Linked DNA regions of Mus musculus: region 2 is linked to region 1. A link is a loop called in an ENCODE intact Hi-C map of the cell type or tissue named here. Cell type or tissue: heart. All regions are shown on one strand. Links, peaks and the distances in the headings refer to the core of each region. The heading gives the core; the rest is flanking DNA.

Region 1 (4,351 bases), core at 1,035-3,534:
TACAACGGTGCCTGCACAGCGAGTGCTCAGAAAAGATGAGGCAACTGCTAACTCCTAGTTTTTGCTGCCTGCTGCCCATCAGAAGAGTTCCGTGAGAAAAATAAGCAAACTAGAAAAACCTGGGCGTGCCCAACAGCCTCTTACCAAGATGATTGAAATAAAATCCTTTACAGTATGGCATGTGGCAGTAATAAAATTTGTAGCTGTGGCAGAGGAAAATGTGATCACAAGATAAAGGGGGAGGCCCGCCTGCCGTACCTTCAAACTGTAAGTCATCCACAGCTGCCATTCAGCCAGAGGCTCTTCTCCCAAGGGTAAGGTAGAAAACGTTCCGGGGTCTAAAACAAAGAAATATGTAAGCTTAGGAAAATGGAACACTCTGCAAAAAGAATTCATAGTAAAAGAATTTTGAGAGCCAGCTGTAGTGGTAGTGCATGCCTTTAACCTCAACACTGTGGAGGCACATCTCTGTGAGTTTAAGGGTGGCCTGCCCCACATAGTGGGTCAGAAACTAAAAATGATTACTACCATCTCTTTATCTTCTGTGGCTATGGGATTCAGTTCTTTCCTTCTACCTTAGGGACCCAGAATGGGACTAGGACCATGCTTGGGGACAGCCACCTTTACCTGCTGAGCAATCCCTCCCCCCCACACACACACTTGCCTACTCTTTCAACGGGGACTGATAGTTTATATAACTATCACAGGTCATACAACTTGATATTTATATTAATATAGCTCAGGAAGAGAGTTGGTATAGAGCTGAGCAGCCTCTCGGAGTTAAAGAAGAGGAGTGAGCTGGAGAATAAGGGAACTGCACCTGGGAATAGAGTATGTGACGGGTGAGAACTGAACACAGGAGAGTCGAGAAGCACTCAGGACTCTGTGAGTGGATGTCCAGCCCAGCCTGTGATCAGGACATCTGTGAGCGGAATCCACCCAGTGCAGGGAAGAACCATCCAGAGCGACACTGGACAGCCTACAGAGGAACCGAAAGCTGGTGTGGTAGCTCATTTGAATGTTTGCCTAGCAAGTACAAAGTCCTGGGTTCAATACTCAGGACCTACAAAATCTGGTGCATGCCGGCGATCCCAGCACCTAGGAGACGGAGGCAGGAGACTGAGTAAGTTTAAGGTTATCCTAGACTATCTGGTGAGCTCGGAGACCATGAGTTAGAAGAGTGTCCTATCAACAAAAAGAGACTGGCTGCGGGGGACACTCGCTGCCGCGTGAATGTTTAGGGGCCAGATGCAGCCTGGAGATGGAAGAAAATGGAAGGGGAGCCTAGGGTTTGGGAGAGGTGGTGGGGAAAGCATTCCAGTGCAGCCGGCTTAAGGTCCCAGACAGACCTGGGTTTGAGTCCCGATTCTGTTGTTTCTCTGCTGTGTGTGCGCTCCTTGAGGCTCCCCATCTGTAAAATGGGTTCGTGAAGGTGTCTAAACCATTCTATAAGGTAGTGCGTGTAAGGAGCTTAGCGAAGAGCCAGGCAATTAGTAGCTCTTAACTGTTAGCGACCCTGCAGTCAGGGATCTAGGGATGCACAGACAGGGTTTGGGTGGTGGTGGGGGATGCTTGAGCAACAGAGGACAGGGAGGGTAGGAGATTCCCCAACTGACCCAGAAGCCCTGACGCCCTCACCTCTCAGGAAGAGGTCCAACTGTCCAGGAAAGGTTGGGGCCTGGGATGCTCTGCACTGGTAGCCGGTCAGTCCAATCCCGGAAGCCGGAGATCCGGGGGAGGGTGTTAGATTTCTCCGCCTCCTCCGGGCAGAGCACCGCCTCCTCTCTTAAAGCAAACGCGGTCACCCAGCGAAGACTCGGAAAACGCGGAAGACACCGGAGCGCCAAGTAACTCGGTGCTGAGTCCCGCCCTCTCGGTGGTCTTAAAGAGACAGGCGAAGTGGGGCGAATTCTCAGGAGTTCGGGAGTGTTTTACTCATTGTTTATACGTTTTACTTATGCAAAGAGAAAAATGAAAAAGAAAAAGAAAATAGGTCACCAGTTCCTGGTTTCTCTGGCCATGAAAACTTAACCAGCGAGGAAGGCACCATAGCAGATGGCTTGTGAATCAAAGAAGTTCTTTTGTCACTGTTCACAGAGGGCTGGCCCCTCAGCTGTACCACCTAGGTGTCTGACAGTCACCTCGAAAACAGCAGGACTTAACAACATTGGCATAGTCTGGCAAGCGACCTTGTGGTTTGCTTCCTACCTGGACCTCCAGGCTTGGAAAACTGTCTCCCCCTGCCCATAGGGGATGCTATCGTCTCCTCTGGGACTCCTGTTGCTCTGCTAATCCCCTGGGCTTCACCCTGCTTTGGCAATGCTTGCCTGAATTCTGTTTGCTTATCTTTGCCAGCCTGTGAACACTGAGAACAAAAAGATCCGGAATGGTTCTAGTCTCCGGGTGGCCAGTACCAGCCAAGGCAGTAGCATACAATTACTGTTCACAGTATTCTATCACGGACTGAAAGGGTCCCTAGACAGTTTTTGCTGTCTGGGAGGGAGCAGTGTAAACAGCAGACACTTGATTCACAGCTCATACAAGGAGACCAGTGTCTTTAGCTTCACCTGCAGGGTACTTCCAATTTGACTTCTAACATACTCTGAATATCAGTCATGATTGATAATGTTTTTTTTTCTTTTTAAAAAAAGAGTTGCTTATTTATTTTATGTATGTGAGTATGCCACTGTCTTCAGACACACCCCAGAAGAGGGCATTAGATCCCATTACAGATGGTTGTGAGCCACCATGTGGTTGCTGGGAATTGAACTCTGGATCTCTGGAAGAGCAGTCAGTGCTCCACTGAGCCGTCTCTCCAGATAATGTTTTCCTAACTGGCAAGCTGTCAGGTGTAATAACACACATTAGTTAATATAATTCATATGGAGGGGCTTTGTCTATGCAGGACCTCCAACTCTCAGAACAATGCTGCAAACCCGAGGGGGGCGCCCTTATTATATAAGGGGGTAACTGGGCTCAGAGTGCATGTGGAGCACTGTTGTTGAATGTCCGGAATGAACATCAGCTTATGAACTCAGACGTGCAAGCATGCCCAACACCTCTTCTGTCTCACATTCGCTCATTTGCTGCTAACCTCACCCCCACTGATCTTACTCCAGCTACAGACCCTGAGAAAAGGCCACCCCAAATGCTCGCTATGGGCTCCTCATCTTCTTCATGACCAAAGCAACTTGGCAGGGAAAGAGTTGACGTGGCTTACACGTCCCAGTCCTAGTTCATCACTGAGGGAAGTCAGGGCACAACTGTGGAGGAATGCTGCTTACTGGCTTGCCTTCTCACACCACCCGGTACCACCTGCCCAGGGGTGACACAACCCATAGTGGGCTGGGTCCCACCACATCAATCATCAATCAAGAAAATGCCCCACGGACTTGCCTACGGGCAATCTGATAGGGGCAAATGCTCACTTGAGAGTCTCTCCTGGGGGGGCTTAACCCAATGATGGGGTTCCAGGCACACATAACCATACCTAGCCCTTTATGTGGGTGCTGGAGATTCGCACTCGGGTCCCCATGCTATGACCCACAAGTCATCCCCTCAGCCCCAGTACCCAGCCTTTGGAACCAGTGCACCCGAGTCAGAAAGCAGCGGCAGCCCCATGGCTGGTGATACAATGGGTGGGACATGGGGGGAGGGGCAGGCTGGCAGCATCACAATTCCTAAAGACTCTGAGAAGAGATGCACATCGAAGACAAGGTGCTGAGGCCCTGGAAGAGCAAGAGGCCAATGCTGACAATAGTTAAGAAACAGACTGGGTGCCGGGCGTAGTGGCGCACGCCTTTAATCCCAGCAGAGGCAGGCGCTGCTTGAGACAGGGTCTTGCTCTGTAGACCAGGCTGGCTTTGCATTCATAACGATTCCCCCTGCATCTTCCCCCTAAAGTGCTGGGATTAAACTGTATGATACCGTGCTTAGCCTGCAGACTAGTTTTTCTTAGCTTTATTGGAAGCCCTGAGAAAAAAGGGTCAGAGCAGCCAGCTGCCATCTTAAGGCACATTGTGGACACCATAGTGTCTCTGTAGAAACTTTGAAGGAGACTTGTTATGTTTTGTTTTGTTTTGCTTTGCTTTGTTTTTTTTTTTTTTTCAAAAAAAAAAAAAAAAAGCTGCCTGAAAATCAGTTTATTGCTAGGAGGGCCAAGTGTCAAAGAGTCCCCAAGGCAGTTTCTTAGTCACCTCCATCAAAGTACCAGCACACACAGGAGAAGTGGAAACCTGAGAATTGGATGTAGACATTTGGGTAGAAAAGCCATGCACACACAACTCCCCACTCCCATACTCCCTTGGGTCTCCCTTAGAGGCAGAAGCAATGTTTTTTCTGTTACCCGAGA
Region 2 (4,351 bases), core at 1,033-3,532, 53 kb before region 1:
GTTGGATTATAAGAATGTGCTACAACTAGCTAGATTAGACTTTTTTTTTAATACCAGTCACAATTCCCATCTGCAATTTTAAATGGATGGCAGGGAAAGGAAAAACAAGAAAAGACAAGGGAACTGGGGCTGGAGAGATGGCTCAGCAGAGGGCTTTTCCAAAGGACCTGGGTTCAGTCCCAGCACCCACATGGTGGCTCACAACCATCTGCAACTCTTCCAGGGGGATCCATAAGCACCAGGCACACACGTGGTGATGAACATACATATATACAAGTTAAATACTTATACACATGAAAAATACAAATAAGCCAACTTTTCTTTTCCTTTTTTAAGGAAAAGACAAAAGGATAAATACTTGTGTGGCTTCCTTTTCTTTTTTACTGCACCTCTAGGGATTTACTATATATATGCCCCAGATTGGCCTTGAACTCAGGTCGTCCTGCCTCTGCCTCCCAGGACACTGGGCCATCACACCTAGCTGTGTATATAAGTAGTCTTCTAATGATCTGTCCTGTCATCATACATAATCCCTGACACACTTACTGATTTTATATAACAAAAATGACAGTTCTGTGAGTGCAGAAATGCAGAGAGTGAGTGCCTTTACGTAATGTTTTAATGTCAATACAGACAGTAATTAAAAATCACCACTTACCTGACAGCCACTGTATAGGGTGGAATAAATTGATGCTGCTTAAGACTATAAAGGCTGTGATGCAGACGGGTAGAAGCACTACTGACCAAACGATGCTGGTAACTATCCTCCAACCCAAAACCTAAAATTAAACACAACTCTTCAATCAAGAAGTCAGTTACTCTAACTCAGACATGCAAATCCTGCTTCTCCATTTAGGCTATTAACATGAACCACTACTATTTGCATTCTCTTTACTTCTCTCCTTGCGCCCACTCCCCACCCCCCAAACACAGAATGGATGCAAGGAGGTGAGCTCTCCTTAGCTGAAGCCTAGAGTAGGCTGTCTTAAATAAACCATGAATATATGCTCGGTTTAGCGTCTCCCCAACCCCAGAGTCTGCTAAGGCCACATTCTTTCAACACAGAGCAGCCCTTCCCGTTTCCTAGCCCAAGGAATCAAGCCATTTATTATGCATTAGCTCGAATCACTAACCTTTTGCTCTACAACTTTTCCACCAAATTTCCATTCGGGCCATCCCAACCACGCTGACAAACTTCCACTTCGGACTCCAGCTCAACACCCCAGACCTAACTTCCACTCGGGGACGCCCACACACCCTTGCACCCAATCCCCGAGGCGGTCAGATCCCTACACGCTATTCCTAAAGCGCCTCCAAGACAGGCCCCTTTAGCCAAGCGCGCAGGCACCGCCAGAGAGGCAGGGAGCGCCACGGCTCGCTAACTCACGCGCCAAAGGATGTCCCGCGGCGACCCGCCGGCGCAGGGCCCGCTCGCAGCCGTGGCCATGGAGATGGCGGCCCCCGCTCTCAAGCGTGCCGGGGACAGAGTGTCCGCCCGCCACCACTGTTCAAAGGCAGGAAGGCCCCGGGAGGACCCAGCTGGGGCTGCCCGGTACGCTGCCTGGGCAGGGTTCTGCAAAGCCGCCAGACCATCTCTCCGCAGCTTCGCCTGAACAGACTCAACCGGCCAGAACTTCCCCGTAGCCACATGCCTCCAGGTGGGCTGTGACTCGAGGAAGCGTCCTCTGGAGTCCAAAAAGTCCTTCCGAAGCAGGGTCCATCTGGGCGTCAAAAACAAAGGGCGACGGTGCTGCATGCTGGGAACTGTAGTCTCGACGACCCCTGAGAACCAAGGGGAAGAGGAGCGTTGCATTCTGGAACTTGGAGTTCCAAAGTACAGGCTCGCGGTGTAACGAGAAGCAAGTTGGGGTGTCCTAGAACTGGAGTTACAGTTGTTGGCTGCCATGTGGTTACTGGGAATTAAACCCGGATACTCTAGAGGAGCAGCCTTTTACGGGACTCACCTCCCAGCCCCTCCCTTTCTCTTCTATTTTTTTCTTTCTTTTTTTTAACTAAAGCTGTAATAACCACTGGGAGTGAAAAGGTTGTTATATCACTTTTTCTTCCAGAATGCCATCTTTCTTCTTCTTTTTTTTTTAAAGATGCATTTATTTTATTTATATGAGTACACTGTAGCTGTCTTCAGACACACCAGAAGAGGGCATCAGATCCCATTACAGATGGTCCTGAGCCACCATGTGGTTGCTGGGAATTGAACTCAGGACCTCTGGAAGAGCAGTCAGTGCTCTTAAGAGTTGAGCCATCTCTTCAGCCCAGAATGGCATCTTTCTAAAAGTGAAACCACAGGATACTGAAGCTGCCGTCTTAATACTCAGTAACTTCACTGAATTCCTTTTATTAAAAATAAAGTGTTTTATTGATAAGAAAGGTATGTTTTGGTTTTTAGCTTCAGCTATTAATACTTGTTAAGTGCAGCATCTTGATCCTCACAGAGCCTCTATTTCTTCAAGTGTAAAATAAGGATAAAAACACAACATCCTGTTAATGGGGTAAAGATGTAAATACTATATACTATAAGACAACTATTGAAGGCTGGGGTGTGACTGAGTTGTAAAATGCTTTCCTGATATATACCAAACCCTACAGCACCTCCCAAAACATGGCAGCACTCAAGAAACTGAGGCAGGAGGCTATAAAGCTCAAAGCCATCCTTAGCTAGTGAGTTTGAGACTAGTCTGGAATATGTGAAACAGCTGTCTCCAAAAAGAAGATTACCATTGGTGGAGAGGTAGCTCAGCTAGCTACATAAGCATGAAGACAAGAATTCAGTACCTGGACTCCAGGAGGAAAACCTGAACATGGTGCTGGACAGGTGCTAGGCAGGTGCTGGGCAGGTGCTGGGCAGGTGCTGGGCAGGTGCTAGGCAGGTGCTGGGCAGGTGCTAGGCAGGTGCTGGGCAGGTGCTAGGCAGGTGCTAGGCAGGTGCTGGGCAGGTGCTAGGCAGGTGCTAGGCAGGTGCTGGGCAGGTGCTGGGCAGGTGGGCAGGTGTTGAGCAGGCAGAGATAGGGAGCTCTATGAGGCTTATAGCTAGTGAGCCAAGCCTACTCTGAGCTGTAGGCACTTGGGAGAAACAAGGTGGAGGGAGCCTGAGGAACAACACACAAAGTAGACTTCTGGCTTCCACACCCACATGCACAAATGTGCACACATACAAACACAAACATGCACACATACAACTTCTCACTGGCTCAAATTCCTCTCTCTGATTACTTTTGGCCTCATCAAAAACCTAGGTGAGTAGTGCTAACAGCTTTTTTACAATGCTAACATTCAACACCCTAGGAAGGCAGAGGTAGACATGGTGTCTTGCTCACTCTGTATAAACTCATAGGCTACCGAGAGAAACTGAGATGGCACAAGATACTCTGTACTGTTTGCTAACAATGGCTTCTTGGCTTATTTAAGATATCATATTAACTTCCAAAATTACATTAATACCAATCACACCTGAGCCAAAAGACAAACTGGGATTATACTTGGTTGATCAAGAATAAACCTGTCAAGAAGAAATCTTTCCAAGTCACAGAGAAAACTTTTTTGTTGTTGTTGTTGTTGTTTTTTTTTTTCTAGACAAGGTTTCTCTGTATAGCCCTGGCTGTCCTGGAACTCACTTTGTAGACCTGGCTGGCCTCGAACTCACAGAGATGGGCCTGTCTTTGCCTCTGCTGGGATAAAATTCATTCACCACCCGAGTCTGGCTTCAGTCTTCACTTTTTTTTTTTTTTTTGGTTTTTCGAGACAGGGTTTCTCTGTATAGCCCTGGCTGTCCTGGACCTCAATTTGTGGACCAGGCTGGCCTCGAACTCAGAAATCCACCTGCCTCTGCCTCCCGAGTATTGGGATTAAAGGCGTGCGCCACCACGCCCGGCCAGTCTTCACCTTTTAATCCCTCCCTCCATTCATCTGCCAGGATTCAGGGTGTGGCTGGGAACTAGGGTCATATTGGACCACAGGAAGAGGGTCACAACTGTGGAAAAATGAGCCACTGAGCTTGAAGGAAACCGGTATTTAAAGCAACCACAGCAGTCCGAAGGAACCTGCCTTCACCTCCGCGGTTAATCTACACAGGAAAGATGAAGTCTTCAGAGTCAGGATAGTTTACTTTTTATAAGATTTCTCACATTGCTTTGCTTTGCTTGGACTTTTGAGGCTGAGTCTTGCCATTAATCCAGACTGGCCTCAGCTTACCCCAGTGCTAACATTCCAGGCCTGGACAGGGTGCCCTATTTTTTATAGCCTTAAGTCATCTTTTGAAAGATGTTTGCCGGGGCTGGAGAGATGGCTCAGTGGGTAAGATCACTGACTGTTCTTTCAAAGGTCATGAGTTCAA

What was found. Peaks named below come from ENCODE experiments on the same cell type or tissue, not always from the same donor. Only the 100,000 strongest peaks of a DNase experiment are listed, where the experiment ranks them.
Region 2: it touches region 1 in a loop (7-fold over the local background); 4 of 42 quality-filtered maps call a loop at or near these places.

Annotation. Positions count from the first base shown.
Region 1 is chr4:107,311,750-107,316,100 of GRCm38, reverse strand. Yipf1 (Yip1 domain family, member 1) reads right to left here and starts at 1,738. Exons shown (of 10, transcript NM_145550.3): 1 at 1,639-1,738; 2 at 259-338. The coding sequence starts at 289. In heart, for the core only: a CTCF peak has its summit at 2,236; DNase peaks (open chromatin) are centred at 1,760 and 2,330; H3K4me3 peaks cover 1,580 bases; H3K27ac peaks cover 1,569 bases.
Region 2 is chr4:107,365,185-107,369,535 of GRCm38, reverse strand. Ndc1 (NDC1 transmembrane nucleoporin) reads right to left here and starts at 1,489. Exons shown (of 18, transcript NM_028355.4): 1 at 1,388-1,489; 2 at 659-779. The coding sequence starts at 1,447. In heart, for the core only: a CTCF peak has its summit at 2,122 (motif pointing right); DNase peaks (open chromatin) are centred at 1,525 and 1,735; H3K4me3 peaks cover 1,078 bases; H3K27ac peaks cover 1,042 bases.